2 separate regions of the Mus musculus genome follow, and region 1 is linked to region 2. Evidence: chromatin loops called from intact Hi-C (ENCODE). Cell type or tissue: left cerebral cortex. All regions are shown on one strand. Links, peaks and the distances in the headings refer to the core of each region. The heading gives the core; the rest is flanking DNA.

The links. A loop is a pair of places that touch in the nucleus more often than their neighbours do. Peaks named below come from ENCODE experiments on the same cell type or tissue, not always from the same donor. Only the 100,000 strongest peaks of a DNase experiment are listed, where the experiment ranks them.
Region 1: a loop joins it to region 2, with 2.2 times the contacts of the local background. A loop is called at or near these places in 4 of 42 quality-filtered maps.

What each region holds. Positions count from the first base shown.
Region 1 is chr19:55,988,562-55,997,340 of GRCm38, forward strand. No RefSeq gene overlaps it. Among named protein-coding and RNA genes, the nearest start is that of Gm52391, 55 kb to the left of the region's middle. In left cerebral cortex, for the core only: no CTCF peak of the experiment used is centred there; DNase peaks (open chromatin) are centred at 3,473, 4,081, 4,349 and 4,696; H3K27ac peaks cover 502 bases.
Region 2 is chr19:55,937,029-55,945,807 of GRCm38, forward strand. It overlaps Gm52391 (a long non-coding RNA gene), which reads left to right and starts at 1,105. Exons shown (of 2, transcript XR_003952905.1): 1 at 1,105-1,681; 2 at 1,771-2,076. In left cerebral cortex, for the core only: no CTCF peak of the experiment used is centred there; a DNase peak (open chromatin) is centred at 3,830; H3K27ac peaks cover 1,685 bases.

The sequences.
Region 1 (8,779 bases), core at 415-8,414, 51 kb after region 2:
TCCATGGCCAGCACAGCAGTGGGCATGGCAGTAGGCAGATAGGCATGGTTCTAGAGCAGTAATGAGAACTCACATCTTGACTCAAGCACCAGGCAGGGAAAGACTAATTAGGGATGGTTATGGGCTTCTGAAACCTCAAAGCCTGCCCCACTGACACACTTCCTCTAACAAGTGCACATCTCCTGGTTCTTCCTAAATAGTTCTACCAACTGGAAACCAAGCCCTCAAACATACGAGCCTATGGGGGCCGTTCTCATTCAAACCTCCACAGCTGACCAGATAATGCAGAGACTGTCTCAAAACACACTTGCTGACTAAGGTAAATGCCTGAGAGCCAAGGTTCAAATTAGGGGAAACCACTTCGACAAGGAGCAGGCACAATCTCACCATCACTCTGGTAAGCCTTCTAGGTCAGGAAAAAACCCAACAATAACAGATCTATTCCAGATAGTAATCTTCATCTGTTGGTTATGGTCGATATTGTACCCAGAACTGTGTCAAACCTTTTTCTATCCCTCAAATATAATCATTACAAGTGAAAGACAAACTTTAGAGACGTTAACTCACCATGGTCATCCATGTTCAAGGCTTCAGTTTCAAAGCCCAAGCTATTGCATGGTACTGTCTTGCCTCAGAGAAAGCTTCCTTCCTGGCCTTTATGCCTATCTCCTTGTAAGGCATTTGGGTGCTGTCACAGATGCTATTTGGTACCCTGTATACCACTCTTGAACTTCATGGCATCACCAATAGACCACTTCTGATTGCCTGGCCAGATCACAGAGCAGACTAGAAGTATAAGAACTGGTACTCACAGAAGGACCTGGAATCAAGGCATAATGGAAATTCCTCATACTGGAAAACTGAGGGGGAGCTCGTATAGTTTCTAGGACTTGCAGTAAGACCAAGCCACAGTTGCCACAGCCAACCTGGTCATGGGCACAGCCCCTATGGCACTCAGATCGCTTTTTCTTCAGCGTTCAGATCAATTCAATTACTTATACCTTTGCTTTCTCCTTGGGCTCTACTTTTGGGAAAACCCAACCTCACAAAGACATCATCACCTCAATGCCCAAAAGCTAGAACATCCCCTGAGATTGTGATAAGTAAGAATAAACGCTGGGTTACAAGTGAATACTCTTTTTTTTTTTTTAGATTTTTGTGTAGGTATGTGCACATGCCCACGGACCGCGCTTGTGTAGATATCAGAAGTGAGTCCTTTCCTGCCAGCATGAGGGCCCAAGCTTCCAACTCTAGTGGTTATACTTGGAGCAAGCACCTTCTCCCATGGAGCCTATCCCCAGCCCTGAGCATCCTCTTCAGCAGAAGAAAGATTTCTGTCTGACACTTTGCTTCTCTTAGGGAAGATGGACTGGTAGGGAGAGGTGACCGACTGTCTCATCCCTTTAAAGAGCAAAGGGGCTTCAACTGAAGCAAGGGTCCCTAGAGAGTTTGGCTGGTGATGAGACAACCTACATGCCCCTGGTCTGAGAGCTGGCTGTACCATGTGGATTTAGGGCTCAGGTAAGCAGGTGTGGGGCACAGTGGTGCTCCTGTAGGTTTAATGTAGAGTTAGGGTGCTCTTGAAGACTCAGGAATGAACCGGACCATGTCATCTTCTGGAACTTGCTGAGAGTCACGAGTAGGGGATGGAAGCACAAAGCCAAAAGGAAGTTACAAGACCTAGTTTGAATTCATAGCACTACAATCATTTCTTATGATTACTAAGTGCCTATTGTTACCCCATGGTGCAGAAACACTGCTGAAATTAGTGGGTTAAAGGTGGTCTGAAAGGTAGGGGAGGACATGTTGGCTGGGGCGGCCTGGGATTCTGAGAAGGTTTGCAGCAGGAGTTAACCGTCAGGGATGCAGAATCATTTCAATATTGTAACAACTGTCCCGTCACACAGGTGCATAATGACTGCTCATAAGCTGGCTGGTATCTGGCACCTTGCTAGGTGCTGAGAACTAACAGTGAGGCGGAACAGACTTGTTTTATTGTCTAGGGACGCAGGCTGCCTTCGCTTCATCCCACTAATGAGCATATGATTATAAACCAAGATGGATGTTCACAAGGAAAGAAACTTGGTTGTGAAAGCATAAAATATAGGGGCTCCGCTCAGTGCCAGGTCACAGCCGACTTCCCCGAGGAAGCGTAGCATCCAGTGCTGGCAAGTAAAGTAAGTGAGGAGATGACTATACCTGTTCCAAAGGGGGAGTCCCTGGAGTGATAGAAAAGAGAAAAGTCAGTGTGCCCAGAACCAGTAGAGTGAGGATATGGGCTGGTCCAAGATGGCACAGTAGATTCACAAAGGGGCTAGGCAGGGATGGGTAAATGTCGAGATTTAGGGGGTCCAGGGTCACTGGTGGGTTCTAAACAGGTAGCTGACCATCATGTAGCTGCAGTTTTGGAATGATAAAGGCAGGGGCAATGGGAGATATTGCAATACAGCTCAGAGTTTGAGCTGAGGGTGGCAGCCTGCTCTAGGTGGTGGCCAAGGTTGGGAGGGGGCATGGGAAAGGATGGGCCAGAGAGAAGCTGGGCGTGGACCAGTGGAGGTGGTGATTCATCAGTCAAGAGAGGGCTTCCAGTTCCAGGTCCTTTCGCTGTTCTGAGTGGGGCTTTTTCCTAGGCTGTGGCATGGAAGTGAGATTAGCTCTCCTAACTGTAAGAGGTCTCATCCACTTTCTGGCCTTTACCTTCCTCAACTGTATAAAGGGGATGGGTTATATTATCCCCAGGGACCATGATCCTATTCCCCATTGGTGATAGCCACAGACAATAAAAATTTAACCCATAGTGTACACTCTCATTACCTTCCAAAGAAACTCCTAAGAGTTTCTTTGTCACAATCTCCTAAAACACTAAGATATAAAAATCTCAGGTCTTTCCGTCTTCGCAGCTGAGCACACGAGCTGTGGTTAGAGCTTACTACCTTCAGTCTTCAGGGTCTTCACTGAATCAGGCACATCATAGATCAGGAATATTCTGGGGCTATCCCCACACACACCCCGTGAAGTTTCTCCTGCCTGGCTATCCCATGACAGGGCCCATGTGAGCATCCTATCAAGCTAGTAAATTCCTATGACAACAGACCGTTTTATCTGGTAGGCCTAGAGATCTCCCCAGATGCTTAGCCTGTCTGAGAGTGGGGGCTGCTGGGGAAGTCAGGTGAGAGATGTAGTTGGGTAGGAAATGAGAGGAACTGAGATCCAGAGCTCAGCCTAGGCTATTTGTGAAGGCCAGGAGCCCAGGTTTCTCTTACCAGGTACACAGGGGAGCAGGGTGGGTATTTATTAATTTATTTCTGACAGAGGCTCAGTTCTCTAGCAATATCCCAAAAGGCATCAGTGCCATGCGGCTGCAGCGGCTGGGTGGGGCCTCCTCCTCCTCCCTTTTATCTTACTCAGTGCATAAATCCATTAGCATGTTTTTTTCTTGAGCAGCCAAGATGTTAGGACCCATCACTCAAGTCATCCACGTGGCATTTCAGCCTTTCACTGGAAGACAATTGTGACTTCAGTCAAAGCCTCTTGACAGGAGAAAATGGAACCCTAGGACAGAATAATGCAGCCAAGTGCCCGCTGTCCCCTGCAGATCGTGGCTCTGTGCGCCATTACTTCCCAAATTGTCCTGCTGAAAGAATTCGCTTGTTTACATCTCTTTACGCCCCGGCATTTAACCTTGGGTTCTGAAGACTCTCTCCTTTCTCCTCCTTCCTACGGCAATTATTTCCTTTGTGGCTTTCATTTTATGTAATTACGGTGGACAGTCATCACGCAGGCATTTTACTGAGCGGGCGGCAGGGCAGAATGGGGCTCCCATTCCTTCTGGCCTGGGAACCATGTAACCTGACTCATTTGGGTTTTTTTCCTCAAGGATTTTCACCCTCCCAAAAGAAATGGAGAAGATATGTACCTAAAAATCTAAAAACACAGGAAGGGACAGCAAATGGCAAGGTGCTGTGATCTTATCTCATGGTGGCCATGTCAGCAGACGTGACACAGAAAACAAATCGCGGTTGCCAACTTCGTGATTGTGCGTGGGTGGCTTTTAGCCTATGCAGACAGGTTTTTGCATTTTTTAAAAAATTTATTGTGGAACAGTTCGAACGTCTGAAAATAGACAGGATGTTGCTGGTGGGATGTGAAATGGTATACCTCTTTCAGAAAGACAGACTGTTGGTTTCTTAAATGGGTAAACATAGAGTCACCATATGATTTAACAACTGCACTCCTAGGCATACAGGCAAGAGAAATGACGACATTTGCACACAAAAGCTTACACTATTGTTCATTACAGTTCCACTTAAAATGCCCCAAAGTAGAAACAACCCACAGCCAATGAATAAAACTGTCATAAAAGAGAATATTAAGCCATAAAAAGTACCCACGTGTTGGCGTAGGCAGCAACGTGGCTGCTAAGTAAAAGGCGCCAGTCACATTATGTAATTTCATTGAGGTGAAATGCCCAGAATAAACAGATCCACAGAGGTAGAATATGCACTAGTAGTTTTAGGGCTGCAGAAGAGAGCAGAGTACAATGGGGCATTATGACTAAGGGACATGGGGTCTAAGGAAGGGGTAATTAAAACGAGGCCGTGCTGATGGCAGACATGCTTCAGGCAGGCTGCATGGTTCCCAAGTCACACCCCAATACGACTGACTGTCCGTGACGAATAAGATGGAGAATAGTCAGGGTTTCAAGCTCGTGGCCTTGAGCCAGTCTTACACCGAGCCGTAGCTTCACTCTTCCCTTGAGTCAGCACCATCTCGTTTGAATTGCAGTGTGAACTCCCAAAAAGAACAAGGGCTCTCCTAAGAAAAGATTATTCACACCATAAACACTTAACAATAATTTATCAATGGCATTCAATATACGTTGTTCACATTGCCACCTGTCTTTTACACACACACACACACACACACACACACACACACACACACACACACACAGAGTTGTTTGAGTCAGGATTCCAATGAGGTAGATGTCTTAACTTCTTTTCCCGTTGCTATGGTAAATACTCTGACAGAAACATGTTAAGGAAGAAGTGTTTCTCAGCTTACAGTTCAAGGTACATGGTGGGGAAGTCATAGAAGCTGGAGCTCGAAGCAGCCTGTCACTGTGTCTGTGGTCAGAGGAGAGCCATGCTTACCTGTACTCTCCATTTCACAGACCAGCATCTCTTGCCCAGGGAGTGATCCTGTCCACAGTTACAGTGGATCTTCCCACATCAGTCAATGTACTCAAGACAATGCCCTCCAGGCATGGCCCAGAGGCCCATCTCCCCGAGGTTCTGCATGCCAGGCTAACCACCCCAGGAAACATGGCAAAGGTTGAACTGTTCCTCCGAGTCTTTTCACCTTGAGATATCCTACCCGCTCTCCTTTGAAAGCCATCTAAAGTGTTTGAGACCTTTGTCTCAGACTGTCCCATAGTCAGGATTTTTACTGATAACATGCCAATTGTGTAGTTTAATGTGTTGCTCTGTCCCCGGAGTCTACTGTCATCGATTGGTAGCTCCTTCTAGAGTCTGCACCTAATTCATCCTTCTGTCAGGAGACAAAAAGCTCCCCAGCTTTCTCTCTGTGGTGGCTACTGGTAGCTTTCAGGGCTTGAATCCTTCCACACATTAGGACAGTGCAGTATTTAAAAAGTAAAAAGAATTCCCAACGTTCCTTCTTCACATACGAACCAGAGCTAAGTTACTTCATCTCACTTTTCTGACCCCATTAGAAACTTGTCCTATCTTGAAAGAGTCTTGAGTTTGACAGATGAGCACAGGTCTTGGAGACCCTGCCCTGTAGCTTCTAAAACCCTACACCTTACCTCGGAGCACAGTAGGGGCTGATGCAACGGCTCCGTGCAGGGAGCAAAATGGAAGAGACCTGTCTGCCCACCGTCCCCTTTCACCCCATGTCTATCTGCCCTTCCTCCAGCGCTCAGCAAGCCCATAGGTCTCTGTATGCTTACCTGCGCTGCTCTCGGCTTGACTTGCTCATTTATTCACCAAATATTTACTGAACACCTGCTGCATACCCAGCACCATGTGAGGAACTGAGGAGAGAAACACAAACAACAGATGATCCCCCTAAGAAGCTCACAGTTCAGTGGGGGAGGAGAACCTACAAGCGAATTGATCATTAGGAATCCCTCTTGTCACTCAGGTCACTTGTCACCTCCTTCAGGAGGCCTCTTTCCTTCTCCCTTCTGGTCCTGCAGAACCGACCACTCTCTCTGTGTTGTCCTTCTTCACGGATGCTGGTCCAGTGCTCATTACATTGTGGGGAGGGGGCAGGAGCATGGATATCCTCTGGCTCACAAGCTCCAGTGGGAAACAATCTGAAGAGGGATGTTATTTCTATCTACATCTGTTTCTGTTGTTTACCAGTTGTGTGATTTAGGCTAAGTGACTTCATTTCTCTAATCTCAGGTGTCGTATGGGGTGTTTCCTACCCGGAAGGGTTATATTGAGGACTGAAAAGTGAAGAGAGCACATACCTGTAGTTACTGCTAATTTCCTTCTCCTATCTGAATTTCAGCATCTCTTAGCGCTAAGCATTGGTGGGATCACTTGGAAAGGAATAGGATGGAGTCTTAAGTCATTTAAAAGTCGGTAAATAAGTGTGGGGAGATAATTAACAGGGGAGTCTGCTGGAGCCTTGGGCTGGGAGGTAGAGGACTTCAGGATGCTGGACTCAACATCTGTCCTCCATAGCGATGGTTCTCATTGTGGGGGTGGGGTGGGTGTGTGGAACGCGGGTGATTCCCCTCCTCCAATGGCATTTTGTAAGGCCCGGAGACATTTTGGTTGTAACGATTCTAAATATCTTACAATACCCAGGATGGCCTCCTCTCGCCTCAGCAAAAAGAACCCTTTCGTTCAATATGTTTAATGGTCACAAGTTTGGGAAACCCAATTTAGAGCCTTTTTACTCAAAATGTGGTCTTCAGACCAGCAGCCTCAACGTCATCAGAGTGATCGTCAGAGTTGCAGAATCCTGGCTCTTGCCTACTACATCAGAATCTGTTTTTTATCAGCTCATTGTGGATGTGAAGACATACACTCCAGTCAGGGAAGAAGGCTTCTAGATAGGATTAGGACTGACAATGAAAAATCCAGTACTCAGGGTAGACAGTCCTCAGGCTATACAGAGCCCAGACTGTACAGTGCTCAGGCTAGACAATGCTCAGGCTAGAGAGTGCTCAGGCTTTACCCCATAGCAATGAATCAGAACCCCTGGGGAAGACCCTGGACACAGACATGTTTAAAATCTCTCAGATGATCTCAAAGGGGAGCTGGGATGGCAAGTCATCTACAAGCCCATGCTCTGATGATGTGGGGAGATTTGTCAGCGAATGTTGGTTCTAAAATAAACAGAGTTCAAGGGCTGGGGAAAGGACTCATTCAGTAAGCATTCCTACAAGCACGGGGACCCAAGTTCAACAAGCAGAAACTGGAAATGCTGGAAACTTGTAATTCTAGTGCCAGGAGGCACAGATAGGCAGATATCAAGGGATTGCTTGCTGGCCAGCCAGCCCAGCTTCAGGTCTTAGTAAGAGACGTGTCTCAAAAACAACAACAACAACAACAACAACAGCAACAACAACAACAAGGCTTTTGAAAGAGAAACTGGAGGCTAACCTCTGGTCTCCACACATATGTGCATGTATATGCATGCCACAGGCACAGTGGTGCACCCATACTTACACACAGTCTCTCTGCATATAAAAATCTGGGTAGAGTATATTCAACTATTCATGGTGCCCATTTTGTTGTGATCTGTGGAAGCTCATAGGTCCTACTAAGACAGTTGTGACCATAGTTTGAGTCATGACCACACATGCGTCAGTTTTCTTGTATACTGAATTTTTTCTTTTTGATTATCCTCTGAGGGATTTGACAGATAAGCAAACAGATGAGTGAATGGTGTTATCTAAGTACTAGTGTGGAAGATGTGTGCCCTGGATATTAGACACAGGGATCCACTCACCAATAGGCTCTCCATGGAAGAAACAGGATCCCAGGAAGGCTTCAGAGTTAGGTCTCCAAAGAGGAAAGAGCACACGTCTGCTTCCTGTCTAGGCTGTTCTGAAAAGCGAGCCTATTTAGACTTAGGGTCTAAATGCATTCCTTCTAAGCATTTCGCACTCTGACTTCTAATTAACACGGGTCCCTACTTCTTCCTGGCTCTCAGTCATTAATGATCATATCAGTGCTCAGCAGATAAAGGCTTCTTCTTACGGTGGTTGAGGGGAAAATAAGGGTTCCAGCAGGTTCTGTGGCTCCTGCCTCCTAGGTGGAATGGGAGCCCTTCTGCACACCAGTACATGAATGACCTTCACTTCTTAAAAACAGGTCATAGTTTTATCATGCTGGGATAAAGGGTTAGAAATGGGCTAACCTCATCAAACACTTCCGTATCTGATCTGACCTTCCTAGCCGAGGGTCATGGACACCATGGAAGGGTTCCATTTGCTGGGTGATTTCCAGTGTGGTTGTCTTCTCCTCTGAGTTTTGGCTGTTGAGTTAAGTGGGTGTGCTGTGGGAACTTGGGGTAAATGGCCTCATTCCTAGTGCCTGGGAAGCTGGGAGGGTGGAAAACCCATACTGTGCTTGGCTGGGAGAGTTTGTCAGTTTTCTGGGAAAACTGAGGGAAGAAGGCATGCCCCCTTGGAGGAAACAGAGGTTTAAGGGACAAGACCAGCCCTTTCCCCTCCACCTAGAAGCTAGGTCATAGGCACGCAGCCTGGTTCCAGTGGGCCAGGCTCTCCTGTCTA
Region 2 (8,779 bases), core at 585-8,584:
GCTGGACAGCTTATTAGCTTTTATACTAGGTTTTCCCCAAAATGGTTTGCTGGCGCTCCAGCCCTCTGGATCCTTTTTGCTCACACAGTTGGTACATTTCATACTATGTTTGCTCCTGCAGCTTCAAAGTGTTGCCTAATTAATCCTGCTAGAGCTGGGGAGATGGCTTAGTGGGTTAAAACACTTGCTCCATATGATGAAGACCTTGGTTTGAACACAAAGGACCCATATGAAGACCTGGTCATGACTGCACTCACCTCTAACCCCAGCACTGAGGAGCAGAGACAGGTTGATCTTGGGAGCCCGATGGCCAGCCAACCCAGCTAAAATGGTGAATTTTAGGTTCAGTGAGAGATCCTGTCTCGGGATTAGGGGAAAGGGTTCTTTAAAAAAGATAGCAGCCATCCTGTTCTGGCTTCTAGATGTGTGCACAAGGTGTACATGGACCCACATATAGTCCCCCTCCCTTGCTTTCATTTTGCCTACATTTCCAACTATAATCGACCATAGGAGGATTTTGTAAAGGAAAATACTTGTTGACTTGTTTCTGAATTAATATTCCTTGGAATATGTCCCAGGATGCATAACTTTTTATGTGAGTGTTAGCCATCTCACCTTCCAGCAGGTCAAAGTTCAAGCAATTTGTAACCTTCTCCAGTGAAGAAACAGGGTGAAGCTCCACAGGGACTGCACACCAAGCTCCATCCGCACGCCAAGTGTATCTGTCAGCTACTTCTGCAACAATGCTGCGTAACACACGATCCCCCAATACAGAGACCTAAGTACTTCTTTTTCTTGTTCTTGGTCTGATGGTGGAACTTGGCTCTAGGATGAGTTGGAACTTATATGTGTTCAATGTATCTCTTCATTCAAGACTGTTGCTAGCAACTCATTTCCCTAACCTTATGGAAGCAGTGTCTCATCTTAGGACTGTTTGAAATGGTCATGATGTTTATTCTGACCACATTCCATTGTCAAAACCTGAGATCCGCACACACCACTACGATGTAAAGATTCCCCTACCCATAACTGAAGGAACTAAAAGGTCAAATGTCAGGACTTGGCTGTATAATTCTACAATGGAGGAATAATTAGACACGAGAAGTATAAAATAAACATCTAACCAATCACTTTTCATGCCTTATTTAATCCTTAAGGCAGTTCTTCGAGGTAGCTACAATTACTACCCCTGTTTTATGCACAAGTAAACAGAGATTTAGAGACTCTGGTTCTGTTCTGGCAAGTACCTCTCCCAGTACAGTGTTGAGCAACAGGCTTGGAAATGCTGGCTTTCTTATCTTTCTTCTGAACTCACAGAAGAACCCCCATTTTAATCATACACATGGTGGCTGTGTGTTTTTGTAGATATGCGTTATCAAGTTAGGAAAACTCCTCTCTAGTATTCGTTTGCTCAAGAGCATTTTTATCACAAAGTCATTTAAAGAGACAAAAGACAAGCCACAGTCAGTCTAGCAGACACGGGTAGGGTAACACTGCCACAAAGGACTAATAGGCAGAACCTCACCCAAAAGGAGATCAAAACCTCAAAACTGAGACTCAGTAATTAACCGAAAGGAATCCCCAAGCGCCATGTGGTTAACAGCGATACTCGACCACGGTGGCTTCATTCCTAAATGGCTCCAAACTCAGACAAACCGACTGTCCACCTAATGTAGAGCAGGTAAGTAAGTTATAGTTAATGTGGTACGATGGGAAGTTGGCATCCAATGCACAGAGGTTCTACTTTCTCATCTGTTATTCATGCTCCAGCCCACGGAAAGCTTACACCGGTTTTGAACAGTGGGAAGAATGAAAAGTTCTTGGGGTTTTGTGCGTTCTGGAGAAGAGAAGAGTGATCCATGTCTGTCCTGCGGTTTGTGGAGTGAGGCCCACGGGGACAGTCTCCAGGGGCTAAGTCACGACAAACAGCTCTCTCAAACCGCTACGACTCTTCCATGAAATGCGTAGAGTGACGAGGAATTCGGGTTAAGCAGAGCTAACTTCTTCCAGGTTCTAATGGTAGCATTGGTTGCCCCTCAAATAATAAAATGATCTATGTTCCTGCTTCCTTCCTCACCTACGTTCTTGCTAGTATCATGAGACCATGGCATGGCAGTTCATTTCCATCAAAATTCATACACAGAACGAGGTTTCTGGGACAGCCTCTCAGAGTGTGTAACAAATGAACACACTCAGTTTATATGAACAACTTTCAGATAACGTTTGTGGGAAACACCCTGGTGTTTCATATTTGCTTTACGGAGTTCAGAGTTGAGGGGGAGGGAGGAATGGGAAGTCCTGATCTATCAGTGACTTGCAAGGTGACCTTGGTGTCAGGGTGTACTGGGAACTGACAAGTTCGAGGACATCTTTGTCCTGGGCAATAGTCTTTCTCTTGGAGCCTCAAAAGAGAATCCAACAGAAGTTGAGTGAATGCCAACCTTTTGGGTCAGAATTCCAAGAGGCCTTTGTAGATAAGAGGACCTGCTCTCAATAGAGTCCAACTGTCTAGTTTCTAAGAGCTGGGAAGATGGACTAAAGGACAGGATCCTGAAGGTGTCTTGCCCAAAGCCACACAGCAGAATGCAGTACAGTACAGATTACATGTCTCAATTCCTGGCAATTGACATAAGGCAGCTTTGTAGTGGGTTCTGGGGCCACGCATTCTCTCCTGGACTCCTTTGATGTCAGAAAATTTAATCCAAAAGATGGCTTCAAGACTTGATTACAATCTTGACTGAGTGTCCAGGTTTGGGAACTCTAGGGCATCAGAGCATTCCAGTGTGAAGTTCTCAGAACCCAGCAGACAGCTGTTGGTGGTTCCCCCAGATAGCCAGCCGCCATGTTTAGCTTCCAGGTGTTTCGCCCTGGTACTACAATGCAGATCCTACTTCCTTCGCTGTGGCAAGGAGCCAAGAGCCACCGGCTGGGTAAAACCTGGCAGATAGGAGATGATTAGGTCTCTGGGGACAATTATTATCATTGTTATTATATTTTGTAAGGTTCTATAAGGTACTTTCACAGATTATGTACTCTGAGCATCTTAGTCCCTCTCCTCAGTAACTTCCCTCTTGACTCCCATCCACTACCACCACCAGATTACAGACAACTTTCTTTACTTACTGGGTGAATAAGAATCTTATAAAGCAACAGTCCCAGCATTTTTTTTTGGGGGGGGGGGGGGGAAATGCTGTCACAGTGACGCCAAACTGGGACATTAGTTCACTTGGGAGAAACGGAGATATTTCACAAGGACCCTGTGCCCCATTACTGCTGTCCCCTCCCCCTCCCCAAGTGTTGGTGAGATGTGTAGCAGCCAGGTGAACGGGGTCCAGGTGCTTCTACCTCTGGTTCCAGGAGCCCTGGCCTCACCTGGCAGCCTAGCTGAGGGTTAACTTCACAGCCAAGGCCAGATCAGATTACATTAGCTGGTAGCTTCCAATCGAGGCTAGGTAAGGGCAAGGTGGGTATCTGTAGGAACCAGGCAGAGGCATCTGGGTGCTCATGGCTGCAGTCCACTGAGGTGACACTGGCAAGACATGCCAGGCCGAAGACCCTTTGGTGAGTTCAGCTTGGGCAAGGCTGTGTCTGTTTTCTGAGGGAGGGGCCCTTATTCAACCATACAGCATCCCTCAGCCCAGCCTCTGTCTCCCTCCACCCTTACATAATGGCACATTATACAACATCACCAAGCAGGTGGTATTTTTAAAGACAGCAAGTGAGCATTTTTTTGGCCTAAATTTGGGAGTGAAACAGACGGATTTTTAAGACGCTGGGATTTTCCTATGAATAGTAACCCTTGTTCTCTGTCTTTAAACACCAGTTTCTAGACCACCTCCAGCAACCAATCAGCACCCTGTTATTTAATTATAACAAAATTCTTAGCTCTGTCTGCTGCTGCATGGACAAGTGGGGGGCACTGGATCAATTTCTGGAGCCAGGCTGACTTGCCAACAACAATTTTCCTTTTCCCAGAGGGCCTCGGAGGCCTGGAGCAGATTCCAAGTTCCTTCTTTCCCTCCTGCTCAGGGTGGGCTCTGTGACAGCAGCTTGAAAAGGGTTATAGAGAAGCTGATAAAGGCCGGGCTTGTTGCAGCCTTCCCTGACAGCCCCGACCCCCGCGCCAGTGAGCTCATGCCGGCCTCATTACGGCTGGTGCCAGATTTTTTCCATTAACAGGTAATTGAGTAGAAACTAAAATAAGCGAAGTTTGTTTCATCCCTCGGATTTTCTTGCCGGGGTTTGAAAGAAAAACACTTTAGCATCGTTAGTGGACGAGTGTCCTTGAAAACGTATTTATGTTTTCCGAGTGATTTGTCGCTTGGTAGGTGTAATTAGCTGGTTCCCTGGCCTCTCCCCCTCTTGTTTTTACTCTTTAAGGGCCACTGTGTTCAGAGAATTGGGCTGCTTTCCTGGGCCCCTAGCTGGCCAACTCCTTGGGTTGAGAGTGGACAGTTTAGCTGATAGAGCAGAGGGCTGGAGATGATGAAGAATGCCTAAGTTCAGCATGCACAGAGAAGATAACCAACCCCCTTCCCTTGTCGCACAAGCAAACATACACGCGTGCACACACCCTGATGTGCACTCAGCAGGAACAGCCTGTTACGGTCGGTATTCTACCCAGAATGCCCTGCTCTCGATTAGCTAGCTCCACCCTCTTGGTACCTTCCTCCCTTCTGTGCATTCTGGGTAGGCAGTTGAGAGGTAAGAGAATTTGTCTTTCGGGGTGTGTTTGCAGCTTTCTTTGCTCACAGGAGCCGGTGTCTCTGTTTCTCTATGCCCTCGTTTTACTGCCTTTGGTTCCAGAAGCCCCAGCCTTAATGGGCAACCTACCTAAGGTAGCCTGTGAGTAAACACCACTGCGCAGGCCAGTTCAGCATGCAACAACAGAGAGCCAGCCCTTGAGGCCAGGTAGGGGTAAGATGGGGGGGAGGGAGTCCTGGATGGTTCAAATTAGAAGCATGACTCATAGCTCAAGGACATCTACCTAAGGATCCAGGACCTTGTGTCTGAAGGCAAGGAGTGGGACCAGGGACACTTGGTTAGACATAGGAATAGAGACCATTTACTTAAAGAGAGGAAACACTTTTGAGAATGGGCTAGTGCGCTGAGAGAAAAGCTGAAAAAAAGAAAAAGAAAAAAAGAAAAAGAAAGAAAAGGTTGGGTCACAGGTCATAGAACCCTGTATGGGACAGACATGTGACACCTGCCTCTCACATTGCATACTGGGAACTTTTATCGAGCATGCTCCATTTGTTTTCTGAAGTCCTTCTCTCTAGTCTCTATTCTACTGCCACAGCCAGGGGCAGACATTTGGGGGCTGCTTCTACACACCTGACATGGAAGCCCATTGGAAGTAAAGAAGTCTCCAGGAATTTGTATTGTGACAAAAAGGGGGAAAAAAAGTCAACTTTCTATTTAAACAATGGCATTAAGAACTATTATTTGCATGCCTCTCTTTTATACCAGTTGAGAGTGACTCTTAGAGCACAAGAGATGAGTTTGCCCTCTGGGGAGACATACAACCGATAAGCCAGTTCCAGGACATCCATGTGCTGAGTAACAACCTCCGTGGGTTCAAGACCACCCTCCGGGAGATGGTCAATCACTTCCAGCGTAGAAGATGAAAGGCAATCCAGAGCAGCTCAGATCGAGGCTGTGACGTCATTACCCCCAGACCCTCAAGCCGCAGTGCTGAGGACTTTAAACCCAGCTCTGACAGTAAAGGTGTTAAGTGCACACAGAGTTTCAACCGCTCACGGCTGACCCCACATGGGATGGTGTTGCGGTAAATCTGCAACCCAAATAAGCCCTGACAAGGAAAACACAACTCAGTTACTATGAATACATGCTGTGTGCCTAGATTGGGCAGATCTACCGCTACAGTACCATCTTCCACATCTATGAGACCCCTTAGAACTTGGGGTTTCTCCAGGCTATGTGTTTCTGCTCTGCTTTTCTTTTTCTCCCCCCCCCCCCACGTCCTCTCCCTCTTCCATTTTCTCCTCCTCCTCTCTTCCCACCTTCCACTCCACCTTCCCTTTATCTGCCCAATCATCAGCTCTCCTTTATTTTACAAATTAAGGTGGGAAGCAGGTTTGCAGGAAATCACCTGAGTGCTGACTCATTCCTCGTTCACAACCCCTCACAGGAGAAAGGAATTGACATTAAATATAATTAGCTCCAGGGCTATCCACAACATTTCCCCCTTGCTGTCCAATTAAAAGACTATGTTATCTCAGGCATAGTTGAACATCACTATTACTATTTTGTAACTTATAAAGTACAAGAGACCTAACACCCAGTCCATCATCTTTGTTAATTAAATAGAACCTCTGTCATCTATCCTTACTTAAACGACTATGGTTCTGCACCTGGCTATGCCTTGCTCTAGATTGGATGCCATCTGGACACCATCCTTTCAAATCTGTTTCTCCTAAAGTAAAAAGTCCAGGTTGGCTAGGAGACTATGCAGTTTTTCAACCCCATCAGAAATCCAAGATGACTGATATTAACTGAAAATATATAGGAAGCCTAACACAGGTTCCAAAACTTAGCCAATCCATAGAGACCGATGATCACCTGGACAGCCCCTTACTTCAACACGTTGGAGCATCGGTCTTCAGCCTACTGGCCAGGGTCATGTGACAGACTTAGAGAAACAGGAATATTAAGGAGTAGCCTACTCTATCTTGGCAGAATCAAGCTGTGCTAACCTGTAATTGTGTCCTTTCTTTGGACAGTATTATGTCTGTAGATGAAATGAGGCAATTCTTGCCTAGTGGCTGTGTCGTCACAATTGGAGTAACTCAAAGATGCTCAGTTTCTTCTTTGAATCCAAGACAGGGAAAGCTGTCAGGAGCAGACTAATCTCAACAACTAGTGAATAAATAATGAATAATCATTAAATGTCACATTCTGTGGACTTCTGACGTTTTTGAAAAATCAATTATCTATGTGAAGTAATCTAGTCTATTCCCTGTTAGCTACTCTCAGCCATTTCTAATTAAAATAACTGAAAACACCCTAACAATAAACTCAGAGCCATGAATTTCCTGTTTGGCCCTTAACTCATAGGCTTAAACATCTCAGATCTGTGTATAATAACAGCAATAGAAGGACTGGGTCTAAGCCCTGTATTTAAATTTTTCAGTATCAAAGATAACCTATAATAACCATCCCCAGCCCCAAAACCTAGGGAACTGGCATGACGACCCTTCATAACTTCTTCAAGCTGAATATGGACGTTGAGATATTTTGAAGGGAGGTGGAAGGGTAGGACAATGGGGGAGTTGGTTGACCTTAAGAAGGCCACACCAATGATTGTATTAGTCTCGGATGTCTGTGTCTTGACTGGATCCGGATTAAAAACCAAGACATCAGGAGTTCAGGCAGGTCAGTTCAGCATGCCTGATGATGAAATTCACCAAGGCTGTATATTCTATAATATGTAAATCTCAAAACAAAATTTTAGTATCATCAAGATAACCTTTTTGTTTGATTCTCTGGAATCTAGTTCTCAGGGGTTCTCCCTCTATCAAATCTGATCCATATAAGTCTGGAAGGTGTAAATACCCTAATCACCTTTGCCAAAAACACAAAGACAAAACCTTTTCCCCAAGTCAGCATACCCTTCAGCCGGTAATCAGGAAAACCTGTAGCTTGATCTCTGTCCCAGAGGAGCAAAAAACACACCACAATACTCAAAATCACACACACTGTAGCCTGTTTAGGCCTTTCTCATTTGTCATGTCAGGATATGACCACGTTAGACAGAGTATGAGTCTCCTGAAGACTTTATTATACCATTTTTAAAGCAATTGATTCACACCTCTATTTTTCTTTCCTTTCCTTTCCTCTCCTTTTCTTTCCTCTTTCCTTTCCTTTTTCCTTTTTCCTTTTCTTTCTATACCTGCTTATAAGAGACAGCTTGTCCAACCAGAATTTAAACCCAAAATTCCTGTGGAGCCCATGTTAGATAGAATATGAGTTTCCTCTAAGACTTCTTAGAGCAATATATCTTCATGCCATCTTTAAAGCATTTAATTTAAACTTCCACTAATATCTGCCTATAGGAAGCAGATAGGTTTTAATTGTTAAGCTCTCTGCCTAGAGCAGCCATCCTGTTATACCATCTATCTGTTGTGCCCTCTACCAGGAGCCACAGACATTTATTTAATACCTAGTATAATATCTGTTATGTTCTTTACCCAGAGCCACAGACTTCTATTAATTAATATCTGTTCATAGCAGGCAATTATCACTGCTCTCTCTACTTGGAGTCAGTGACTAATATTTCCTATCTCGTTCTGAGCCTTTATCTCAGGTTAGTTGAATTCAAATCATTACGTTGGGTACCATTTTGTTGCGGTAAATCTCCAACCAAAATATGCCCCAGCAATGAAAACAGAACTCAATTAATATGAATACATGCTGTGCGCCTAGAAGTCACCTGAGTGCTGACTCATTCCTTGTTTAAAGCCACTCACAGGAAAAGGAATTAACAACAAATATAATTAGCCCCAGGGCTATCCCCAACAGGATGGACATGAGTAGGTAAGATGTTAGGACATAGAAGATCATCAGATCATTGGGGTGCCACCCCTACCCCACCAGCGATTAATGCTCATTTTACTAGTATATTAGATCGTTCAAGACTGGATTAATTCTCTCAGAAGTGGGTTGTTATGCAATCAGATTGTCTCATATGCTTGGGCCCTTCTATACTTCAGAATCCCCTTTTCTTCATGTAACACAATCCTGATTATATGCAGGATCA